2 separate regions of the Homo sapiens genome follow, and region 2 is linked to region 1. A link is a contact called in ENCODE Hi-C or POLR2A ChIA-PET data. All regions are on one chromosome and are shown on one strand. The core of a region is the stretch at or near the end of the contact, and the rest is flanking DNA. Distances in the headings are between cores, read along the strand shown. Region 1 holds the start of SLC25A24 (solute carrier family 25 member 24). Region 2 overlaps VAV3 (vav guanine nucleotide exchange factor 3).

Evidence for each region. Hi-C counts contacts between places; a loop is a spot of excess contacts on that map. ChIA-PET counts read pairs that join two places held with the same protein, here RNA polymerase II (POLR2A). Pooled maps may share reads with other maps.
Region 2: a loop to region 1 is called in a map of PC-3, with 19 times the contacts of the local background. The contact joins the enhancer-like site here to the promoter of SLC25A24 in region 1. A Hi-C loop is called at or near these places in 1 of 168 maps with a recorded cell type or tissue (PC-3) and 9 of 50 pooled maps. POLR2A ChIA-PET finds 5 or more read pairs at or near these places in 1 of 52 experiments (MCF 10A).

The regions. Positions count from the first base shown.
Region 1 is chr1:108,195,236-108,201,592 of GRCh38, reverse strand. It overlaps SLC25A24 (solute carrier family 25 member 24), which reads left to right and starts at 1,250. Exons shown (of 10, transcript NM_013386.5): 1 at 1,250-1,637. The coding sequence starts at 1,455. RefSeq lists an enhancer at 1,032-1,326 and a silencer at 1,127-1,466.
Region 2 is chr1:107,933,273-107,939,295 of GRCh38, reverse strand. The region is part of intron 1 of VAV3 (vav guanine nucleotide exchange factor 3); the gene reads left to right. Among named protein-coding and RNA genes, the nearest start is that of VAV3-AS1, 28 kb to the left of the region's middle. RefSeq lists an enhancer at 2,484-3,020. Within about 2 kb of position 2,720, at least 15 of the 41 ENCODE cell types and tissues checked have a DNase peak (open chromatin) inside an H3K27ac peak, as active enhancers do; they include PC-3, where a contact is called at or near this core.

The DNA.
Region 1 (6,357 bases), core at 1-2,500:
GGTTTTCAAGGACAGAGAAAATTTGAAGTTTGAAGGCAGTTCCAAAGGAAGGCAATGATTCTTAATAAGACTGGAAGTTGGAAGTAATATAAAAAGATAAATCAGTTTCAAGATGATTTTACTAAGCAGGCAGCCCTTAATTTACAAATTCTAGATTCATACATATCTTAAACATACAAAATGATATGAGGAGAGGTAAGTTCAGGGTCTGAGTTCCTGGCTGTTGTTGGAACTGATTTCTGTGTAGTGATTCAGAAGATGTGAGACACCCTAATTTACAAGTACAGAGGTATCTTCTTTTCTGCAAACAGCAGTACAACAATAGTTCCTCTTACGCAGCTGTGAATGAACAGGATTATTACAATTAATGATATCTCATTTGATTGGCGCCTTAGAGAATTAAGACCTTTCACACCTAATATACAACTTTGTTGTGAAGGCAGATATTTATATTCTCATTTTACTGATGAGAGACTACCCGGAGACGCTATGTCACACCTGAAGGATTAGGTACTTTCTCTGTTAAGTCCAATGTTCCTTCCGTTATTCCATGCTAGGCAGTAATAAGTTCTGTCTTGCCTGAGTAATAAGCTCCAAACCTCGGAACTGCACCCATCTTGAGAAGGAGGAGGGCGCTGTGGTTTTTTCTGATAAGTGCAGCTGGCAGACACTCTATACGCTTAATCACGGGCAAATCCTAGCTAAGCTGCCTACCAAACTAGTCCTTCTTTTCCCCGTTGCCCACGCAGATGGCTGTTGATCTTTTCTGCAACAAATCCAGGAGTTTCTCCTTTTTGTTTTATAATTGCTCCAATAGATGCTTTAGGATTTAACTCTCTGCTTTTTAAAGCAGAATCGCCATCCCAGGTGTGCAACCACGAAAAAATTAGACATCCGTGAGAGACAATGCCCTCCATGGCCCAGTTTCCAGGCAGAGAGAAGCAGCTCTGGGCTGACCGCCAAGGCTCCGGCCCGAGAGGGTCTTTAAGTGGAGTAACCAGTCTTCAAGACCCCGCTCCCAAGCCACCGACGCGCTGACGCTGCAGCCCTGGACCTGCTGGGGGCCTCTTCCTCGGACCCGCATGCTGACAGCGGGACTGGCAACTGGGCAGAGGTCGACCCCGGGTCCGCACAGCACCTCCCGAGACCCAGCTCCCAGCTCCCTCACTTCCGGCTCTCTGGAGGCGGGCCCGGCCAGTGCCGCCGAGGCCAGCGCGGCGAGCTCCTCCCCAGCAGCGGCGGGACGGCCACACCCTGCGCTCCGCGCGGGCTCGGGTGGGGTCTCCGCTCCTGCGCCCTGCGCCCTGCGCGCCGCAGCCGCAACCCCGACGGCGCCCCAAACGCTGTTGCGCCGCGCGCCCCGCCCAGCCCGGCCTCGCGCTGGTCCCGGTCTCGCCCCGCAGCCCTCGATCTCCCGTGACTTCCTCGGCCAGGCCGCCTGCGCCTCTGGGACCATGTTGCGCTGGCTGCGGGACTTCGTGCTGCCCACCGCGGCCTGCCAGGACGCGGAGCAGCCGACGCGCTACGAGACCCTCTTCCAGGCACTGGACCGCAATGGGGACGGAGTGGTGGACATCGGCGAGCTGCAGGAGGGGCTCAGGAACCTGGGCATCCCTCTGGGCCAGGACGCCGAGGAGGTGGGTCGCCGCCGGGGCGCCGCCTGAGCGTAGGGAGGGCTGCGGGCGCTGGGGACACTGCGAGGACCGAGGAGGGCGGCGGCTTGAGGCGTTGCCAGGAGAGGAAGGAGGAACTGTGGCGCCCAGCGCTCCGGTGGCTTCAGAAACTCGGGCGTGGGGCCGCGACCGGCGACCCCGGTAACAGAAGTGGGTCATAATACGAAAGTCTACTGGTATTTGTCCAGATAAAATGAGTGTTGTGGACACTCTGGCCCACGGGCACTGTTAAATTTTTAAGACACTTTTGTCCTGAATCCATCCCAGGTTCTTTGTTTTCTGTTTTAATACCTTGCAGACATGTAATCCGTTTTAGCTGTCAGACTTCAGTGGGTCCCAAGTTTTGTATAAAGGCGCACACATTCGATCTCTTTCGAAGCTGCTTTGTTACAGCAGCTATGTGTATTGTCTACTGTTTGAAAACTGTTTGAAAACCAATCGCGTGTTTCCCCCACTTCCTGTTGAGAAGGAATGGCGGCATTCCATTGTTTAAGACATTCCTAGGTTAATGCCCTAGGTACATAAATTGATCTGAAGGGTTGACTTGACCTGCGACTGAGCAATTTCATTTTCTCTGAGTCATCTTAACTGTGCCCCTGAACTTCTGCCCCTTTAGTAGGGTGGAGATATGTGGAACTTCTCCAACCCTGTTGAAGCGTTCCCTGACACTGGCATTCTCTTATCCAAAGAGGGAAAGTGATTAGGTTACTATGAGGGCCAACAACTGTTATATAGTTATATTTCACTTCTCTTTTAATGTCTTTGGTAGTTATAGGCCTCTTCAGTTTACTGTTTCTTCTAGAGTCAGATTTAGTAAGTTACAATTTTTTTTGAAACTGCCTGTTCTGTCCAAGGTTCATAATACTCACCGATGATTTTATAACACTTCTGACTGAATCTGTAGGTAGGTTCTCTATTTCATTCCTCATATCTATCCTTTTCTCCCCTTCAATCTTGCCAAAGTTTTGTGTATTTTATTCATACTTTGAAGGAACCAACTTTTGGTACTTTGTGCTGATTGTCCCAGAAATGGCCCAGTTGGAGTTCCCCACCATGTCCAATCATTGGCTGGAAGCAGCCCAGGAAAGGGACGACCTTGCTGCAGTGCATCAGCAGATGCCAGGGTTAGAGGCTAGAGAGTGGAAGTCAACTGTGTTCCTCACAGTAGGTGCCTTTGAAGGGAGATCTCAGTGGTACAACTCCATGGTCCCTACAATATACAAAAGCTCTTTGGAGTGCTCAATGATTTTTAAGATTGTAAAGGGATCCTGAGATCAAAAAGCTTGAGAATTGCTGCTGTATCACCATTTTTACGTAACTGCATCATATTCTGTTATATGTTTGTGTCATAGTATATGTTACCAATTCTTTTTAAATCACCTTTTACTTTATTGATAGTTTAAAAACGATTGTAAGTGAAATTGCAATGGATGTCCTTTGTATTCATTTTCTCATTCTGGTCCAGTTACTTTCGTAAGATAAATTTTGAGGAGTGGACATTGCTGAGTCTGAAGGTAACACACATTTTAAACTGGGATACGTATTGCCTTTCGGAAACCTTAGACCCATTTTCACTCTTTTGACTGACAGTGCTTGCTTCTCCACATCCTCGCTCATTCAGGGTATCAGTCTTTGTAAAGTCTCCTATTCTGCAGGTGAAATTCCTTTTCATTTCCTGTCTTAGTCCATTTAGTGTTGCTATAGTGGAATATCTGAGACAGGGTAATTTATAAAGAAAAGACATTTATTTAGCTCACAGTTCCGCAGGCTGGGAAGTTTAAGAAGCGTGGTGCTGGCATCTGCTGGACTCCTGGGGAGGGCTTTCCTGCTGTGTCACAACATGGTGGAAAGTCAAAGTGGAAGTGGACATGTGTGAAGAAGCAAAATCCGAGGGGTGTCCTGGCTTTATAGCAACCCAGCCTCGAGGGAACTGATCCATTACTGAGGGAACTAATTCAGTCTCATGAGAGAGAGAACTCACTCACTACTGCAAGAATGACACCAAGCCATTCATGAGGGATCTGCCTCCGTAACCCTGACACCTCCTGCTAGGTCCCTCCTCCCAACACGGCCACATCAGGGATCAGACTTCAACATGAGTTTTTGTGGGGACAAACAAAACGTAGCACTTGCTTTGCCTTTTGGTTCTATTCACATCCTCCACAGGATTGCATTATGCCTACCCATTTGGTGAGGGCAGTCTTCTTTAATTGGTTTACTGATTCAAATGCTACCCTCCTCCAGAGACATCCTCACAGACACACCCAGAAATCATGTTTTACCAGTTATCTGGGCATCCCTTAGTCCAGACGAGTTGATACATAAAATTAACCATCACACATGGGATAGAATTAGGATTACACAGTCAACCTTTATGGGAGAAAATTTCAGAGGCATGTCAGGGGTTTATGTAATGTCAAGGAGTGAGGACATTGGCTACTTGAGCATAGAAATGAGAACTGTGGGGTGACTCTTCGGTGGAAAGTTTCAAGGTAGTAGTTTGTATCTAAGCCAAATACTCAGCTTGAAGCAAAATCTCTATAAATTTTCATCTGATTTGATCTCATCTCCGTGTTTCCAAGCATTTGTAATGAATTGAGCATTTAGAAGAGAACAAATTTCTGTTTAAGTTTCTTTAGATTTTAGATGGAAAGAATGTAGAAATAAGAGTAGAATGTAGAAATAGGTATAAGGAATATAATAGCTAACCATTACTAAGTGTTCCAGAATTATCCAGGGAAGAGAAAAGAATTCAAGGCAAGTCCTGAGACAAAATTAAGAACCAATTGGAAGTGAAAGCGCTACATTTTTTTTTCTGGTATGACCTTTCTTTTCTGTATGTTCCAAATCTCCTCACTATGAAATTAGTGAAAAATTAAAGTTAAAAATTAGAGAAAATTCACATTAAGTTCTCCTAGGACTCAGTAGTATAAGGGTATAGACTGAGAGTAGAATGTAGTGTGAGAACAAGGAGATACAGTATTTAACCATTACTAATTCTCTTATACTTGTCTAGTAATCCTATTTCCTTTTAAAAGTCTTCAGTTATTTTCTCTTTACGCACCTCCTTCTCCCTCTTGTCTTCCTCCTTCTACCCCCATCTTCTTTCTTCCTGTGGAGCCTTCATGAATGGGATTAGTGCTTGTATAAAAGTGACCTGGAAGACCTTCCTTGCCCCTTCCACCATGTGAGGACACAGTGAGAAAACAGTGGTCCATGGAACCGGAAAGTGGGTCCTCACTAGACAGTAAATCTCCTAGCACTTCGATCTAGGACTTCCAGTGTCTGGAACTGCAAGAAATCAATGCTTATTTTTTAAGTAAGCCAATAGTATTTTTGTCATAGCAGCCCAGTTGGACTAGGACAATTATCAAGAGCAAGAAGGGAAGCAGCAAGCTACAAGAGAGTTCCGTCCTTGGTGTAAATTGACCGTGTAATCCTTGTCAAGTTTGAGCCTTACTGGAGCTTTACTTTCTTATTCTTAAAATGCAGATATCTTGCCTGCATCCTGGACAGAGCTTTTAACAAGGTCATATGTTGCAGAATATGAAAGTTCATGTTAAAAAACCCTTTAAAATGTGGTATCCCATTTACTAGCTGGTGAACTTCTTGAGGAACCTCTGTGCCCATGGGTATGAAGTGTATGCTGAATGATCACCCAATGTTAGAGGAGTGGGTGGACTGGTAACCTGATTTAAGGGCCATTCTAACTCTTACATTCTATGATTTTTTTAATTCTGTCTTTAAGTTTTTACATTTACAATCACAGAAAAAATAGTCACATAGAAGAATAGTAGCTTAGCAAATGTTTATTGCATTGAGTGGAATCAGGATTTCACTCCATTAAGTAATTCCTCTGTTAACAAAGAGGGTTCATTTCATTTTTATTTCATTAATATTGCTTTTTTTTTTTTTTTCTGGAGACAGAATCTTGCTCTATCACCAAGGCTGGAGTGCAGTGGTGCGATCTCGGCTCACTGCAGCCTCTGCTTCCTGGATTCAAGCGATTCTTGTGCCTCAGCCTCCCAAGCAGCTGAGATTACAGGCACATGCCACCACACCTGGTTAACTTTTGTATTTTCTAGTAGAGATGGGATTTTGCCATTTTGGTCAGGCTGGTCTTGAATTCCTGGCCTCTAGTGATCTGCCTGCCTCTGCCTCTGAAAGTGCTAAGATTACAGGCATGAGCTACCATGGCCAGCCCATTTCCTTAATATTTTAATTGTCAGACATGTTATGGTTTCTGGCACAATATTAAGAAGACATGATATGAAATCACAGGGTGAATTTTAGGGCATCACAACAGAAAGATTATGGTATAAGAAAAACAATGGAATTCCAACTACATTTCTGTCAAATGTTCTAAAATATATAAAATCTGTATCTTTTGTGTTCTCTCCTGATTTATATTCTAAATTTGATGTTATCCTTCTCTGCAGAAATAAAGTGTCTGAAAGAATGAAAAAAATGGAAGAATTCTTTAGTAAGGTATAAAATACCCTTTCTATCTTTGTAGCATTCTAAGCCTTTTGTCACCTTTCCAAACTCCCAACATGCCATATTCCCTGACTAGGCCACAGCCATGTACATTGATCCCTTTATTTTCTTCTCTCTGCCTGAGATTTCTCTCATTCCCCCTTCTCTGCCTGGTATATGATTGCCCATTGTTTAAGGCCCCAACTCA
Region 2 (6,023 bases), core at 1,471-3,970, 260 kb after region 1:
TTTGAGTCTAGAATTTAATTCCTTTAGAATTTAACATTTTTGGACTTGCAAGGAGATTTAGTTTCTAGTCTTTAATATCTTAATGGAAAACTAAGGTTTATATTTAAAATTGGCGCTGTTATCTTAGTGTTTAGAAAAAAAAACTAGACAAATTTAACACAGTTTAATGAAGCCAAGAACGATTTGCAAATTGGGCAGCCCCCAGAACCAGAATAGGTCCACAGCGATTCTGGGGCTGCCACATGGGAGGATAACATTTATGGTCAGAAAAGGGAAAGTAACAGAAAATGGAAGTGAGGTACAGAATCAGCTGGATTGGATATAGCTCAGCGTTTGCCTTATTTGAACACAGTTTGAACAGCTGGCCACCTGAGATTGGCTGAAACTCTGTGATTGGCTGAAACTCTGTGATTGGTACAAGAGTAGGTTATGGTCTATTTACACATCCCATTAGGTTACAGTTCACTGTGTCCATATGTGCAGATAAATCTTTAGGCCAAAATTCCTTTTTCATTGTTCTTTTGTTCTGTAAGTGCTCATTAAATGCCCAGTACATTAGGAGCCTTTGAGGTAATCAAAGCTACTTGTTGACATGAGAATATTTGAGTACTTCATGGGTTTAGTGTCATGAGATAATATCACATAAACCCTTTGGGTTTACCAAAACAGGAAACATGGAGAGAAAGGACAACCAAGTCATCCACTGGGCACTTCTGGATTGTTCTGACATCCTAATTATGTCCCTAGGCTGCAAGCTCTTCCCTCCATGCCTGCTTCCTCTTCCATTTCTGCCCCTTTCTTATCTACAGACCTGTTTCTACAGGGAACAGATATTTCAGTCTTTGGGAATTTATCCCTATTCCCTAGCCCCCCAAAAAACCCACCCCTGTGGTCCTGATAGTTTCCTCCCTTGAGAATCTAGATCCCTAAGACACTCCTGCCTCTCGCCTTCTTGGTCCCATCTGGCGGCTCCTTCCTCCTCAGCTTTCCTTGAGTTTAGGGCTGGCCCTTGACCTTAGTGCCTGAAGGATAGAAGGTGGGGACATTTCTCGAAGTTGGTTAGCCTGTTTTCTGGCTCGGGGATCGCCTCCTCTTCTGTAGGGTAATTGTTTCCCATTTTCATTCTTACCCTTCCCACCACCTGTTTATATATGAAGGGTCAAGAATACCTATAGCCCTGAGTCCATCCTCCCTGGCTCCCCAAGAAGGTTAGGCTTGATTCCATGCCAGGCATGTTGAGAAGACTGCAGACATGCTCTGTGTGACAGAGTGCATTTTATGATGCTTCAAAGCAAGGAGGCAAAGATAAAATGATTTCATTTTTCTATTTTCAGCTTTTTTGAGTTGAGGGTTGCTGGCCTATGAACTTGATCACAAGAGCCTTATTTATTTGGAAAAATGTATTCTAAATTCTAAGGACTAGACATGTTAGTGTACTACATTCTAAAATTTTTCTTAAATTGGGGCCTACCTATAGTGTATAGATATTAATGCAGTCATTATATTGTGTTAATAATTGGGACTACAAGCCTTAACCAGAGTCTTAGAATTTTATGAATTTTAATTTATAATTTTATTTTAAGGGTGCCACTAGAAACCTTGTGATTAACTTTAAGGGCTTTTTGGCTGTAATGACTGTAATTAGGATAATTATGCATACTTTCTTTAGCATTGTGTCAACATGATAGTGAGGGCATAAACAGCCAAGAAGCAGTTATAGGTATTCCCTGCTCATTTTGCATTCATCACACATTCATTGAATGTTTTGTACTTATCTCAAATAGTAGAGGATACCAATGGTGTAAGTTTAAGAATTACATGGTTCTTGTCCTCCAGAAACCATGGAGTCCAGCAGGAAGGAAATGACATACTGGTATTTGGCAGGCAGAGATGGAAGTTTGGTTTGAAGAAAACCTTTTGTGCTGATGTTACAGCTGCTGCAGTCACTAGCCACATTCATTGTGCAAAGGCTGGAGGATTCCACAGTCAGCATGGAAGGGACCAATTAGTCATGCGTGGGTTTCATCCTTGCCTCTATAAGAAGTAACATCTCAATAGTCATGGTGGTGTTTTGAATTTAAATAATCACACATTATTTCTTGGTATGTTTTTCAGATCGCCAAATATTGTGGTTTTGTGTCACATGTGCATTATTTGTTAAAACAGGATTATGGTGTGAATGATGGAGCTGTTTTTTTGGGGTGGCGGTGGAGGGTGTTATGTTTAGACTGTCACTCTTGCTAGGCATCCTTTGCCTGACTGTGTGTAAGGTGTGGCAATCTCAGTAGTCACATTGGCCCTCCCATTTCCCGTAGTCTTTGGAAATCTGACCGGCAGCATTGAGAAGTAAGTAAAAGGGGTGCCCTCTCAGATGTCCCTTCCTTTTAAGGAATGATGTGTATCAAATCACAAGATCGGTCGGGGAAGGAGCAGCGTGACACAGGTGTATCTTTTCTGTGGTTTGCGATGAGGCATAAGTGCATAAATTCCAACCAGGAAAGGAAGTGCAGGGAATTCTACTCTCAGGACATCCTTATGGTCCTGACAACTTCTTTGGCAATGTCAGCAGCCCTTGGCATTTTGTCATGCATTCTTCTCCAACTTGAAATTCAGGCTTAGTGCATGCAGTATGCCACAGTCAGGCTTGTGGCTACTCCAGGAGGGGAGCTGTGACTCATTCTTGAGTCACTTGGCCAGCTTTGGTTTCAATTAAGCAAATGAATGAAAACAATTAAAAACAGAAGTTGCCGACTAAGGCTAATAAAAGGGCAGCAGTAATTTTTGTCTACTGTCACTGTTGTTTCTCTAGATTGTCATATCTTTAAAAACTCGGTAAGACAAATCTGTTAGTGTTTGATTTTAGATTTCTTGTTTATAATCTAAAAATCAGACCCAGAATCTGATTTACCTTTTTGGTTCTAATCTAGTTATATTGTAATTCTAACACTATGCACAACTAATTTATATATTAAATATAGAATTTTTCATTGGCTAAATGCACTTTCCTCAAATTTGTAAGAGGTTTTCCACTATTCAAAAGTGTTACATGTTGCATTAAGTCATTGTTGATTATTCAAATTATTTTCAGATTTATTTTCCAAGTACTAAAAAAAATTGTGGGTGTATTTTCAGGATGTTTTATCTATCAATTCATATTTTTGAGCCCCTCCTCTCCCTTCTCAATTCACATTTTAAAAATTATTAGTTCATCAAATCTAGGAACTGTAATAATGTCCTACGTTTACTTTTCTCCCCAAATCATAAAATTTCAGTAAAGTTTCCAAAAGGGGCATAAATGTGTCCTCATCTCTCACACACTGAAAAGCAAAATTCTTCAACTGATGGGGTATTTTCACCTCTTTGATGTCTGTGTGCCTCTGTCATCGGTGTAGTTCAGAGCCTTATCTCCCTTCCATTAGACCATCACCTGATATACCATGGTTTCTTTCATCTCCTTGTCATTGTAATAGGAACACCTTTCCCTTTGCTGGTTAACTCCTATTTCTCTGCAAAATACAGCATAGGTAATGGCCTTGGTTGGCCTGTCTGTTTTTGGTGCCTCTCCTGTGTGCCTCCCTAGCACTTCCCCTTTGTCATGGTGCACACCACTGCACCCTATTGTCCCTTTGCCTCTGCCTACCTTGCTGTGAACTTATTCAGGTCACGGATGGTTTCTTACTCATTTCTGTAACTGCAATGAGTAAGTGAGTGAATGAAATGTTCATCCTCATTCTGATGGGGAAACTTATTTCTAATTTTAGGGACTGAGGACCAAATTTGTGTATTTGTCAGACCTGGCTTTTCATTTTCTCCAACCACTGAACATTTCAGTGCTCGTAACACTGTAGGAGAGAGTAGACCCTGTGGTCTCTGTGCAGTAGGTGCTGCTGCTCCTTTCTTCCTGGAGAATTATATATTTACTTCTTTGATATACCTTATCACTGTGAATTTTATTTGCTGACTGGCAGTGTAAACTCTGGCTTTCTAGAGGTTTATCTTAGGAAGAACTCAATATTTATTCACTTGAATGAAATCAAATAACATTTGGCTTAATTGCTTTAAAATGAAGGAATAATTAGAAGCAACTGCTTTGCTTTGGAGAACTGTAGGAAACTGTAATCTTACAGCTGTAATTGCCCCCAAATGGAGAAGACCTTAGGAATTTATGTTGAAAGTAGAACACTGCCAATTGTTCTCATTGGCAAATTGGCTGATATGAATGTTTGCCAACCGGAAACTTGCCCCATCAGTTCGCGTAATCTGTGGGAGGTGAATATATTTTATGAAGAAAAGTGATAGAGGGAAATTAGAGGCTATTGTTACTAGTGTGTGATGGGTTCATGTACTACCAACTCTTCTCCTCAAAGCTGCAGATAGCCTGGTCGTGCAAGAATTTGTTTCTTGTAGCACGTCTCCTCTCATTTGCCTCGCTGTGCCGCTATATTTTGTTTAGCATGTGCTTTTCTCTTAATAACAACACAGTGATTCACAAAATTCCCCAGAGTGTGTGTTCAGTCTGAAATTTTCTGAATGTGATATTTGAAAATGCTAAATACAGCATATAATTAAAATTTCAGTGGTTAAGTTTTCATCATAACTTATTTTTGGAACTAAGAGTTTCCTTTTCGAGACTTTTGATGTGTAAGAAGGGTACAGTTTTTAACAGAGCTACCTGTGTTTGTTAGAACTATACTTTTTTGGTTAGAACTATACTTTTCATAGGAGCCGTTCCTCCTGGAGACACATCTTTGTCTGAAATATTTAGGAATTCTTAAGTAATTGTTGCTAATACTCATCTTAGTTAAATGGCTTAAAAAACAATTCCACATATGAAGGATGCACACACACATACACATAGCCTGTTTTGTTCTGTTTCTGTTTTCACAGGAAGAAAAAGAGTGGCAAAATATATCTTCTGCTCTGTTCTAAGGGTTTTGGTCCAGATCACAAGTCTCAGGATTCTTAGCAGCAGAAGAGTTTATGATTCTAAGTAGAGGTGCATCTGTTTCTTGTTGTAATATTAATAGATGACATCCAGGAAAGTCTTGGGTTTTGCAATATTTTCATCTAGCCATTTCACAGAATAGAGAATTTATCCTTATTCTAAAGGATATAATTATTTAAAGAATAAACCATAGAGTTCTTATAATTCCAAGATAATAAGAATAGAAGGCACTTTTGAAATTTCCTTGAATAAATCCTAATTTCTTGGATTAGAATTAAACAGCTTTTTGAGTATGGTCACTGATAATGTCAGAAACTGTTTTGCATTCAACAAAGCTGGCCAGAGACCAGTGGTAGTGCTTTCATCTTTTGGTCTGATCACTATTGTGAGCCAAGCTCCTGCTAAGGGCCAAAGAAGAAACTGTAACTTCTGTACTCCTCTTATGACTGTGGAAACATTGCTTTACCTACAGATAGCATGCTTTTTAAAATCGCAATTTTCAAGTAATGAGATTTAATTTTTTTTTTTTTTTTTTTGAGAAGGGTCTCATTTTGTTGCCCTGGCTGGCATGGAGTGGTGCAATCATGGCTCACTGAAGCCTTGAATTCCTGGGCTCAAGCCATCCTCCCACCTCAGCCTCCTGAGGAGCTGGAACTACTGGGTGTGTGTCATCATACTCAGCTAATTTTTAAATTTTTTTGTAGAGATGGGGTCTCAGTGCATTCCCCAGGCTGGTCTCTTAACTCCTGGGCTCAAGTAATCCTACTGCCTTGGCCTCCCAAAGTGCTGGGGAGATTCAATTTTCATATGTCAATTAAATTTACAGAATTTGCAAATCCAATTGCAGGAAATGGGTAGATGAGCTTTAACTTTTTTTCTCCTTCTAATTGCTAACCTTGAAGTGAGCTAATTAATGTAGATGGACTCTGAGGACATTTATATTCAGAATTTGAAATGGTCAGATTTTCAAGAGCAATGAGTCTAAGATATCCTTTGCTTATAAAGGGTAGAGGAGGACCAAATAGTTTCTGGAGAAAGGTTATCTTTTGTACTGGAAAAAAAAAAACACAAAAAAACC